Regions from separate parts of the Homo sapiens genome. Here region 1 is linked to region 2. A link is a contact called in ENCODE Hi-C or POLR2A ChIA-PET data. All regions are on one chromosome and are shown on one strand. Each heading gives the region's core, a stretch centred on a gene start or an enhancer-like site at or near the end of the contact. The rest is flanking DNA. Distances are from core to core; before and after follow the strand shown.

The links. A loop is a pair of places that touch in the nucleus more often than their neighbours do. ChIA-PET counts read pairs that join two places held with the same protein, here RNA polymerase II (POLR2A). Pooled maps may share reads with other maps.
Region 1: a map of PC-9 shows a loop between it and region 2 (10-fold over the local background). The contact joins two enhancer-like sites. A Hi-C loop is called at or near these places in 8 of 168 maps with a recorded cell type or tissue (B cell, CD8-positive, alpha-beta T cell, GM12878 and 4 more), 22 of 37 single-sample maps with no recorded cell type and 16 of 50 pooled maps. POLR2A ChIA-PET finds 5 or more read pairs at or near these places in 8 of 52 experiments (B cell, BJ, Caco-2 and 5 more).

What each region holds. Positions count from the first base shown.
Region 1 is chr4:78,664,843-78,670,532 of GRCh38, forward strand. The region is part of intron 2 of LINC01094 (long intergenic non-protein coding RNA 1094); the gene reads left to right. Among named protein-coding and RNA genes, the nearest start is that of LINC01094, 22 kb to the left of the region's middle. Within about 2 kb of position 3,054, at least 2 of the 41 ENCODE cell types and tissues checked have a DNase peak (open chromatin) inside an H3K27ac peak, as active enhancers do; they include B cell, where a contact is called at or near this core.
Region 2 is chr4:78,608,955-78,614,529 of GRCh38, forward strand. ANXA3 (annexin A3) reads left to right here. Exons shown (of 13, transcript NM_005139.3): 13 at 1,102-1,493. The coding sequence ends at 1,161. Among named protein-coding and RNA genes, the nearest start is that of LINC01094, 34 kb to the right of the region's middle. Within about 2 kb of position 1,702, at least 2 of the 41 ENCODE cell types and tissues checked have a DNase peak (open chromatin) inside an H3K27ac peak, as active enhancers do; they include B cell, where a contact is called at or near this core.

The DNA.
Region 1 (5,690 bases), core at 1,804-4,303, 57 kb after region 2:
TGTCTGTACTCACTAAATTGATGTCATGGATAGTTGTTGTGACCACCAAAAACACTTCCTTCACCCACAGCAGAAATTCTGGTGGTCGTGTGATAAACTTGTCAAAAAGTCCTTTGAGGGTAATTAGACTCATACTTAAACCTGAATAAAATGACAGCCAACACCAACTAAAAGAAGTTCTGTCTGTGTCAATTTGGATACATTGTTTCCCCTAAAAAAATGAAGAGTGAGTGAGAATATATGAATGCTGACACCTGATGTGTTCCTAGTAATTTCAGGGGATCTTTCTGAAATGGCAAAAGTGTTTAAGAAACACCATTATAATTATTTCTGAAAGTAAAGATGTTTCCTGCAAAAGCTATTTGAGTCCCAGAGCCAATTCATTAATTGGTTTTATGTTTGACTTTTTAGAGCCCATTAAATATATCTATTTGGTTATTCATTTGGCAGCTATGCTACTTCTTTAAGAGCTGGGAATGGCAGATTGTCTATAAGAATCATTTTTATAACATGGATTGTGGTAAAAATGTGTTAGCTTTCTTGTTGATAACTACTTGTTATCAGCTAGAACCACTTTTACAGCCTGTACCATGTGAAGGCCTCACATATAAAGTCCATAGCATGTTTGAAAGTCACATGATATCTAGAAAAGCCCTGTATAAACTGGAAAGCATTGTGTAAACACAAAATATTATTATTATGCATTTTTTTAAAGTAAGAAACTCTTGCCTAAGAAGTCAGTCATCCCCATGGTTAGAACATGTCTCCCAAAGTTCATGTGTTGGAAACTTAATTGCCATTGTAACAATATTAAGAGGTGGGGCCTTTAAGAAGTGATTAGGTCATGAGGGCTTTGTCCTCATGAATGGACTAATGTTGTTATCATGGGAATGGGTTAATTGTGGTGAGCCTGGCCCCCTTTTTCTTTCTGCTTCATCTGCCCCTTTCTGCCATCCATCCTTTTGCCATGGAATGACTCCTGCCAGATGCCAGTACTATGCTCTCAGCCTTCCTGGCGTTCAGAACCATGAACAGAATAAATTTCTTTTTTTAATAAATTACCCATCTCTGGTATTCTGCTATAACAGCCAAAAATTGACTAGGGCCTTCATGAATTTTGAATGCCAATGAATTTTAATGTTTTTGTTAATGGTACTGAGTTCTATAAATGTTTTTCCCCACCCTCTAATTGATACGCACACACATGCACACACACACACACACATGCATACATATGCACATACATATTAGACTTTTAAGCCTATATTCAATACAATACAGGCTGGTTGCTAATTTACAAACCCTATTTTCTCTTTTATAAGATATATTAGAAGGTAGGTTTTCTTCTATATGTAGTTATAGTTGTGGTGTGATATGCCCAGAATTACTGTGAGATATGTTAAATGGTACAGTATAGCTTTAGTAGTTAAGGTTTTGGAGACAGAAAGACTCCAAATGCAATCTTACATTTAACAAGGTCTGTGAATTTGGGTGAGTTACTTAACCTTCCAAGCTCTGATGTTCCTCATCTGTCAGATGAGGTTAATATAATGCACCTCACAAAGATGTTATAGAATTGAATTTATCTCTACTCATTAAATTAATTTCATAATTTACTAATGGGTCATGACCACCAAAAACACAGGCTTAACCCACAGAAGAAATTCTGATATTAAGAATCATGGAGCCAGGTGCAGTGGTGCATGTCTGTAGTCCCAGATACTCAGGAGGCTAAGGCAGGAGGATTGCTTGAGCCCAGGAGGTGGAGGCTGCAGTGATATGATTGTGCCACTGTACTCCAGCCTGGGCAACAGAGCGAGACCTTGTCTCTAAAAAAAGAAAAAGAAAAAGAAACAAAGCTGATTTAAAAAATTGTGGGCATATTACAAACCTGCAATGTATGTGTGTGTGTGTGTGTGTGTGTGTCTGTGTGTGCATGTAAAGTACTTAGGACTTAGGACAGCACACTTAGTATTTAGCACATAATACCTAGCAATAGCTCAATGAATGGTAGCTTAACAACAATAACTAATGATATTACGACATGTTTATTTCATCACACCTTCACCATGAATAAATGTAGAGATCTAGGACCTAGTACCTCTTGCTTTCCCTTTGGTGCTGAAGCTTCACTCCACTGCTTCCCAAATCTATGTGTCCACCTAGAAATGGGTCATGGTTGCTGAATCGTAGAATAATAATACTGCAAAATTGCTAAATCTCTGAGGGGCGTGTGTGTGTATGTATGTGAGTGTCTGAGTGTGTGTGAGAGAGAGAGAGAGGGAGAGAGGGAGGGATATGGGGAAGGGAAGCAGTGCTTGTCTCTTTCTTCTTGCTAAAGACACTTCCTTAAAAATAAATACACTGGAAAATAATGACAGGAAACTTTACAAAATTAAAAGAGGATGTCAGGAAGTACAGGATGTGAGGTTGTTTTCATTTCTGTCAGTATTTTCTTATTCATATATATTTATAACTTTAAAAAGCAGAGAAGTTCACTATTTCTTCTACTTAAGATCAAATTTATATATAAAAAAAAGACCTGTGACCAAAAAAAAAAGAACCCACTTAATACTTTCTAGCTGCAATTAAGTATCTGATCTGACTACATTATTGGGCAACTGAATAGAATACTTGTCACACTCATTCTCTATTTCTAAAAAATGATGCAGGCCAGGCCCAATGACTCACACCTGTAATACCAGCAATTTGGGAGGCCGAGGTGGGAAGATTGCTTGAGGCCAGAAGTTAGAGACCAGCCTGGACAACAGAGTGAGACCCCATCTCTACAAAAATATTTGTTTAAAAATTAACAATAACAACAACAACAGCAGCAACAACAAAACGGTTGCATTCTCAGACAGTTCACGCCAATGTGGGAAGGATATAAAAGTAAAGTACCCTGAAGCAGCAATGGATAAGAAAAGCTTGGTCTTTTTTTAAAACAAAAATTTTTTTTATTATTACTTCTTTCCCAGAAGACAACTTTCAAACATAGGAACCTAGGCAAATCAACGAATGCTCAAAACTGAAAACCCACTTCCCCCTCTGAGAATAGAGGGTACAGAAATATCAGTACTTTCAATGCTTTAGCAGTCATGTGAATGGTGAGCATTCTATGTTTTTCCATATGCACAGCAAATGAGCACGCTGCTTGCAGCTTTTTCTCCATGAAATGGGGATCTGCATCCCATAGTAGTTACTGAGCAGTACAGTTCCTCTCCAACATTGAAACAGTTTATCTGCAAACAAATTTCTAAAGTTCCTATGTGGCTGGAAGCCAAAATAAAACAACTATGTTTTGCTGTCCTCTGCTTTGCTGAACAGATAGATGTAAAAGGTTGTAGGTGGGCTTCTCTTTATTACTGCACTTGACTTATTAACACCTTGAGACTCGAAGAATAAAGTGTACTTCATCTTGTAAAAGTTTATGATCTAAGTCAAACAATTCAAAAGGTCATAATTTAGCTCCATCTAAGGAACTTTAATTCAAAAAGACAGGAAGTTGCTTCATATTAAAAGTAGCCTCTTCTTTACTTCTTAATAAAATTCCCTAAGAAAATATTTATGGCAGACATATGTTATTTTCATCATTCCTTCCTTGGGGAAACCACTATTCCCTGCTTCCACATGGTTTCAGAGGGGCTGCCTATCACTGTACCCTACCCCCCTTCCAGCCACACTGGGAGCATAGGACACAGGCCTGGCCAACCCTAAAATTATCTGTTCCTGAAATTAAAATAGTGATGTTGAAATAGATATGTTTCTTTCCCCTGGGATGCTAAGCTAGGGCAAGAGATCCCAGAGCTTCCCTGTGCCATCTTCACCACCCTGCATGGAGGAGGTGGAGCAGGTCCAGCCGCAGAAGGAGAAAATGGCAGAGACAGAGGAGCAAAAGGAGAAGGAGGAGGAAGAGGAAAAGAGGGAGAATGGGGAGGAAAGAAAGAGGAAAAAGAAGGGGAAGAGTGGAAGGGGTAAGAAGAAGAAAAGAAGTGTAGTCTAACCTCCACAGAGCTATGATTGAAGCCAACTGATTCCTGAACCTCCTAGATACCTGACTCAACCAATTTCCTTCTCCATTCAAATTAGTTTTAATAATTCTGCAACGGAAACAGGAGGAACTAACAAAGTAGCTAGTGTTTGTTCATTCATTCAACAAATATGCCAGGCACTAAATAGGCATAGAGTCATGATGGGCAACATATAGTCCTTGCCCTCATTGAGCTTATAGCCTGGTTAGGGAAAAAAATATCACACACACACACACACACACACACACACACTCTATTGGAATATATGTATATATATTCAATTTTTTATGTTATCAGGAAAACAGTAGAGTGCTGTGAAATAGCATTAGAAGAGAATTAGGGAGCTATGTTTACAGTATCACTAGAATAATCACATTTAAAAAAAAGGAATGCGTGCATGGTGGTTTGGGAGTCCAGGTCTAACAATCTAAGAGATGAGGCAGCATGGGAGAAACAGAGAAAATGTCCTACCTGGTTAGGAGACCAGGATCCTCATCCTAGCTCCATCAAAAACTGCAGAGGTTTTCCTCATCAGCAAAGAGGTAATAGGTGTCTTTCATTATTTCTCCAGGGTTATAATGAAAATCAAATGATCACATACACCTGATTCACATTTGAAAAGAAGAGTACAGTATATGGTACTGTGGTAGGATACCAGGGTACATGTGGTAGGAAGACTAACAGGAGAACATGGTCTACCCAGTTCAGAAGGCTGGACATGTCCCACAGTCAGGTAGGAATTGAAGAGGAAGGCTGATGGCCCACTAATGGTGGATGAGAGAATTGCTTTGCATTTACAAAGGACATACGACATGCTCCTTATTTACTTATTTATTTTATCCTTTGGCGTGTTAATGAGTACATTTTAAATGAGACAACAGCTCTCAATGATGTTTAAGACAATAATTTTTAAAAACTACTTAAGGTATTTTTACTTATTGTTTCCCATATGGCTTTTGCGCCTTCTTTACAAGACATTTTAGGTCATTTTTAAACCAAAAAAAACAAAGACGGCACCCCCATTTCTCTAACTTTTGAAAATCCAATTATAAAAATAATACACTAATATTGTGAGATATTCAAATAGCATAGGAGGTTATACAGTGAAAAGTCCCTCTCATGATCACCCCTACCTACTCTCCTTTCCCAGAGATAACTAATCTTAACAGTTTTCTCCATTCTTTCACAACTTTATCTGCATATTGGAACTGAGTCTTGAAAACTGAGTAGTAGTAGCCATTTGGCCACTCACAAAGTTAAGGGTTTATTAAATTATATTAGAAAGTATTAATTGGCCTGCCAGTGAATGGGCACAGCAACTGGGTATTTAATGGGCAGCTCCAAACGGAAAGCCCTGGCTGTGCAGCACCCATCTATGGCTGGTATGGTTTCAATCTGTGTCTTTGCTCAAATTTCACGTTGAACTGTAATTCCCATTGTTGAAGATGGAGCTTGGTAGGAGGTGATTGGATCATGGGGCTGGTTTCTCATGGTTTAACACCATCCCTCTTGGTGCTGTTGTGGAGATAGTGAGTTCTCATGAGATGTGGCTGTTTAAAAGTGTGTAGCACCTCTTCCACTTCCTGCTGCTCCTGGCCATGTGAAGTGCTGGCTCCCCCTTCACCTTCCGCCATGATTGTAGTTTTCCTGAGGCCTCCC
Region 2 (5,575 bases), core at 452-2,951:
TTAATACAAAGCTGGAGCATTGTTGACTTGTCAGCTCTGCTATTGCAGAGCAAGACAGGAAAACCAATAGCATAAGAACTAAAATCTATATAAAAACGAAGAATATTGTCATATATTTTGTGAAACAGACAAATGAACAAGAAATAAAGAAAACAGAAAAATATATATAAAGGCCTATTGTGTCTTACTATGAAAGTAATGCTTAACTTCTTCACTAAATGAGCCTTCTCTGAGACTTCCTTTATATTACCACTTTCTCTAATATTCACCCCAGTAACAGCCATTCCAAATGTGAAACTTAAGTGATAAGAAGAGCTCACTGGTTGGGTTACCTCAAATAAAATAAAAATAATGTGAGCATCTTACACAATCCAGGTTGAAAGCCAAGTTTTACCTCCTGTGAAGTCTTTTGCGTTACAAACTTGGTATCTTTGCCCTTTAAGCCTCAACCTCACGTAGTATCTTTTCTGGACAACAGTCTATTTTTGGTTGGCCTTGGGAAAAGGAACTGATAAACATATTCTTTAAAAATGTGGTTCATTTCACTTTCCTAAGTTAGGCAGTGTAGCAGGGTATTAAGGAGCCAGGATATAGGGATTCAAATCCTGCTTTTGTCACTTATTCTCGATAAGATTTGAGGCAAGTTTCCTAACCTGTCTTTCTCATTTTACTTATCTGTTAAATGGGGGATACGTATAGTACCTATTGCAGAGAGCTTTTAAAAGGGTTAAAGTAGTTAATACACATTAAGCCTTTTGAATAGCAAGTGTTCGATAAATATTATTAAAACTAAAATTTGAAGTTTTTATAGAAATCAATATTATGTAAGTGATGCAATCTTATTTTATTAAACCAAAATTGAAATTTAACTGCAGTATATCAGGAAGAATCTAAATATTACTTACAGTGAAGAAGATGCTGGTCAGAACGTAATTACACTCAGGTATGAATGAATGATGGAATTGCAGGTATGTTTTACTAAATGGTATAGCTCATGAGTCTCACACCCAGGTGAATTCCCTAGTGCTATAGGATTTGATTCATTTATGGTCTCCCATTATTTATACTGTATTTGTTCTTCATTGATTTTATTCTTTGCAGTCGGATACTTCTGGAGACTATGAAATCACACTCTTAAAAATCTGTGGTGGAGATGACTGAACCAAGAAGATAATCTCCAAAGGTCCACGATGGGCTTTCCCAACAGCTCCACCTTACTTCTTCTCATACTATTTAAGAGAACAAGCAAATATAAACAGCAACTTGTGTTCCTAACAGGAATTTTCATTGTTCTATAACAACAACAACAAAAGCGATTATTATTTTAGAGCATCTCATTTATAATGTAGCAGCTCATAAATGAAATTGAAAATGGTATTAAAGATCTGCAACTACTATCCAACTTATATTTCTGCTTTCAAAGTTAAGAATCTTTATAGTTCTACTCCATTAAATATAAAGCAAGATAATAAAAATTGTTGCTTTTGTTAAAAGTAATTTCTTTGTTTGCTTTCAGAGCTTGCCAACATTGTTTGATGCCTGGTGCCAACAACTAATATTTTAAAACATGTTTCTGTATAGAAGCTGTTACTGCTTCAGTTTATCACCTTGTTAATCACACTTTTTTGAAAGAAAGGAATAAGATGAAGATGTATGTGACCCTGGCCTACCCTTTGTAGTTGTGATCAAGCTATAGGAGTGGTAATGCATGATAAGTTATTTCAGCTTTCAGAAAACATCTGCTGAAGGATTAATCTAACCACTTCCTGTCTGAATGGCAAGCATGAATTATGGTTGCTTCATGCTAAATACTACTTTCCCAGAATGGGCATTTAGAATCAAGCCTCTAAGGTTTCCTTTTCTCTTGAGTTGGCAAAACTATGCATTTAAAGAATCCATCATGCCATCTTTGAGTGGGACCTAATATGAAATACCTTGACTGATATGAAATAGATAAAGTGAAAAAAATTCCAGTTAGAGTTATTTTCCTGGACCAGAATAGAAATGATCGTACTGGCCATGTGCAGTGGCTCACGCCTGTAATCTCAGCACTTTGGGAGGTTAGCAGGCGGACTGCTTGAGCCCAGGAGTTTGAGACCAGCCTGGGCAACCTAGTGAGACCCTGTCTCTGCCAAAAATACAAAAATTAGCCTGGCATGGTGGCACATGCCTGTGGTCCAAGCTACTTGGGAGGCTGAGGTGGGAGGATTGCTTGAGTCAGGAAGCTCATTTGGCAAGTTAGTTCTGTAATCAATACTATAAATGTCAGTCATAACTAAGATGATGGCAGGAGATAATGAAAACAACTACTTAAATATTTGGGAGATAAAATTGAGTAAACATGGTATTCAAAGTTACCAAGTGTCAGTCAAGTATGCCTTCACGATTTTAGTGTAAGTGATTTAGTGAGTAAGTATATCACGAAGCAATAAATCAATGTTAATACTCATAGAGTGCTTACTATGTATTAGGTACTATGTTAAACAGTGTAGTATATTTTAATTTGTTAATCCTCAAGGCATCTTACAATGTAGATACCAACACAGATATAGAAATGGAAATGGAAGCTTAGAGAAATTAAGTAACTTGTCACTGTAAGAGCCAGGTAGTCCAACTCCAGTGTCCAGGCTCTTAACCACTGTTTTGCCTTAGAATTTATCCCATCCCAGGGCCACTGTAGTTTTCAATGCCTAGTGCTTAGATTAGAACAGTGCTCAGCACATAAAAGGCATTTAATACAGTGAATCTTTATTTTAGATCTCATTCATCCTCAGAGTTGTTATACCACTTATGTATTAAGTACTTTCTGAAACAAAGCATGGTTACATGTGTCAATATTTCCCCTGTTTTGCAAGTGAGGAAAATGAGACTCAGGTTAGGTATCCAGCCCAGGGTTACACAGTGGCAAAGCCAAGGCTTAAGATCCGGGTCATCTGGACTTTAAAACTTATCTGTGGCTGGGCAAAGTGGCTCACACCTCTAATCCCAGCATGTTGGGAGGCTGAGACAGAAGGATCACTTGAGCCCAGGGGTTTGAGACCAGTCCAGGAAACATCAGGAGACTCTGTCTCTACGAAAAATTTAAAAATTAGCTGGGTGTGGTAGTGTGCACCTATAGTCTCAGCTACTCAAGAGACTGAAGTGGGATGATCAGTTGAGCCCAGGAGTTTGAGGCTGCAGTAAGCTATGATCACACCACCGTACTGCAGCCTGGGTGACAGAGCAAGACCCCGTCTCAAAAACAAAACAAAACAAAAAAACCTTACCTGTGCATGAGTGAGTTTGAAGAAGGTGAGAACTTGAACACAGTAGTGATCACACAAGAGAATTCTGCAGAAAAAAAAAAAGCCCCAATGAGGTAACCCTCTAACCCTTCTACTCACATCTGTTTTGCCTTGTATGCATTGGACTTCAGGCAATTACCTTTCTAAGCCACATATTCCTCGTCTTTAAAATGGGACAACAATAGTACCTACCTCATAAGATTGTTTTGAAAAATAAATGAAAAAAAACACTTAAAAGGTATTCCACATAGTGCATAGCACATGGTAAGCCCTTAATAAATGTTAGCCTGTATCATATAATTATTATAGAGTAGTATTCAATGGCCACATTTTTTATTGCCTCCAATTTCCACAAGGTGGCATGTCAAGTTCAAAGTGAACCCCACGGCCTTGCATCCCAATGGCAAAACCTACTTAACTTGCTTCAGAATAACATGGCCAAATCTAAACTGTTGGAAACTTCTTCTATAGAAGGTTTGTCATGGTTCAGAAATCTTATTGTCACTGTAAACTCCTTCTTAAGGAAACATGTGGAACATTTAATTTAATCATCTGGCTTCTCTGGATTCCCAGGACCATCTTCATTTACATGAATGTGCATTAGCTCTGACATGGATCACCTGCAGAATTGAGTGCATTCATGTCATCTCATTAAGCCCTAAGTTTAGTCCCTGAAGATTGAAAGAAGAGAAAAATAGCCAGCTGCAGAGAGTCCTGGGCTCTGTGGTTGGTGAGCTGCAGAAGCAGAAGGTTTGTACACTTCACGCTACAGTAACAGAATGTTTGGTCTATAAATCAGGAGCTGCAAAAATGGCAAATGAGGATGTTGAATAGGAGATTCTCTAGCCTATTTGTAAGAATGTATTGAGGAAATTTTTAAAATAGTGTACAGTAGTTCAGACATTTCTTCCATGTACCTTCCCCTATTTCCATTTCCCCAATTTCATGCCATATGGATAACCCACAGTTTTACTTTGTCTTTAAAACAATAATTTTGGGGTCATATCAAACTGGGTTCAAATCCTGGCTTCACCACTTATGGCAGCAGCGTAGATAACAGTGCTCGACAAATACTTAACCTCCATACAACTCAATTCTTTAGCTGACAATAACAGCACCTACCTTAAATATGTGCAAGGATGAAATGAAATAAAGCATGTGAAAAATTTAACTCAATAAAAATTAGTTACCAATAACTGCATTGGCATGGTGAGTTGCCAGTGAAGAGCAGATAGTAAGTGTTCAACAAGCATTTGTAGAATAAATAAGCGATACTTGTTTTAGTACTACTCAGCGACAGTAACTCTGAGGCCTTGGAAGCTTCAGAGAACTGTCAGCTGAAATCAGTGTTATTAATATGTTGTCAGTGTGTCCTCCAACGATAAGAGCCAACTGTGTTCACCTCAGTGATGAGGTTACAGGATCTGAAGAAAGTTTCCTAGTCTTATTTCCTGCCCATCAGTTGACAGTAGTATGACATGTGAGGGAGTGAGTCGCTTACTCTTTCTGTACCTTAGTTTCCTCACCTGTAAAGCCAGGATGGCCATGCAAGTATCATTCAGAGTAGGCGTGAGGTTTCAATAAGCCAGATTAGGTGATGCACTTACCACAGTGCCTGCACCCGTTAAGTGCTCAATAAACATTAGCCATTATTCTCTGGCTCAGTTTGGAAGACTTACAATTGCTTATACAGTGCTCTAATCACTTGGGGGATTTTGAGATGTTGTAAAGCTACCTCTTCTAGTTTGCAATTAGGAAAGAAGATAAAGCAAACTTCTTGGCAATTTCCTGCCTGTGAAACCTTGTGTTTTATGAGCCACGGAAAGTACCCCAAATTTTTTTTCAACCCCACCCCCAGCAAACTGACAAACTCAGATCTTTCCCACCCACTCTGTATGTCTCCCGTGGGACTGTGAGAGTCAAGCAAGTACAGGTTGCTGTGTGCTGAAGCCTTTTTACTGGTGCTATATTTCTTTCAGTTTCATCAAACTCAGCTTTGTGCCAGTTTTACCCACCAGGGCCAGCCCTCCTCTGAAACCAAAGTTTGCCTATTTCTGTAGAGTTTACAAAGTCAACAGTGAGAGAGAGGAGAATTTCAAATGAGGAGGAGGGTTACAGAGTAGGAGGTAACATTGAATGGCTGCTGCAGTAAACTGTTAAAAGAAATCCCAAACCCAGAATACCAGAGCAGCCCATTCAGCTGAAAGGTTTTATGACACAACCATGCATAAGAAAAAACTAGCTATCAAAATGTACATGTGACCTCTTTGGGCATAAACTTTGTGGAACTG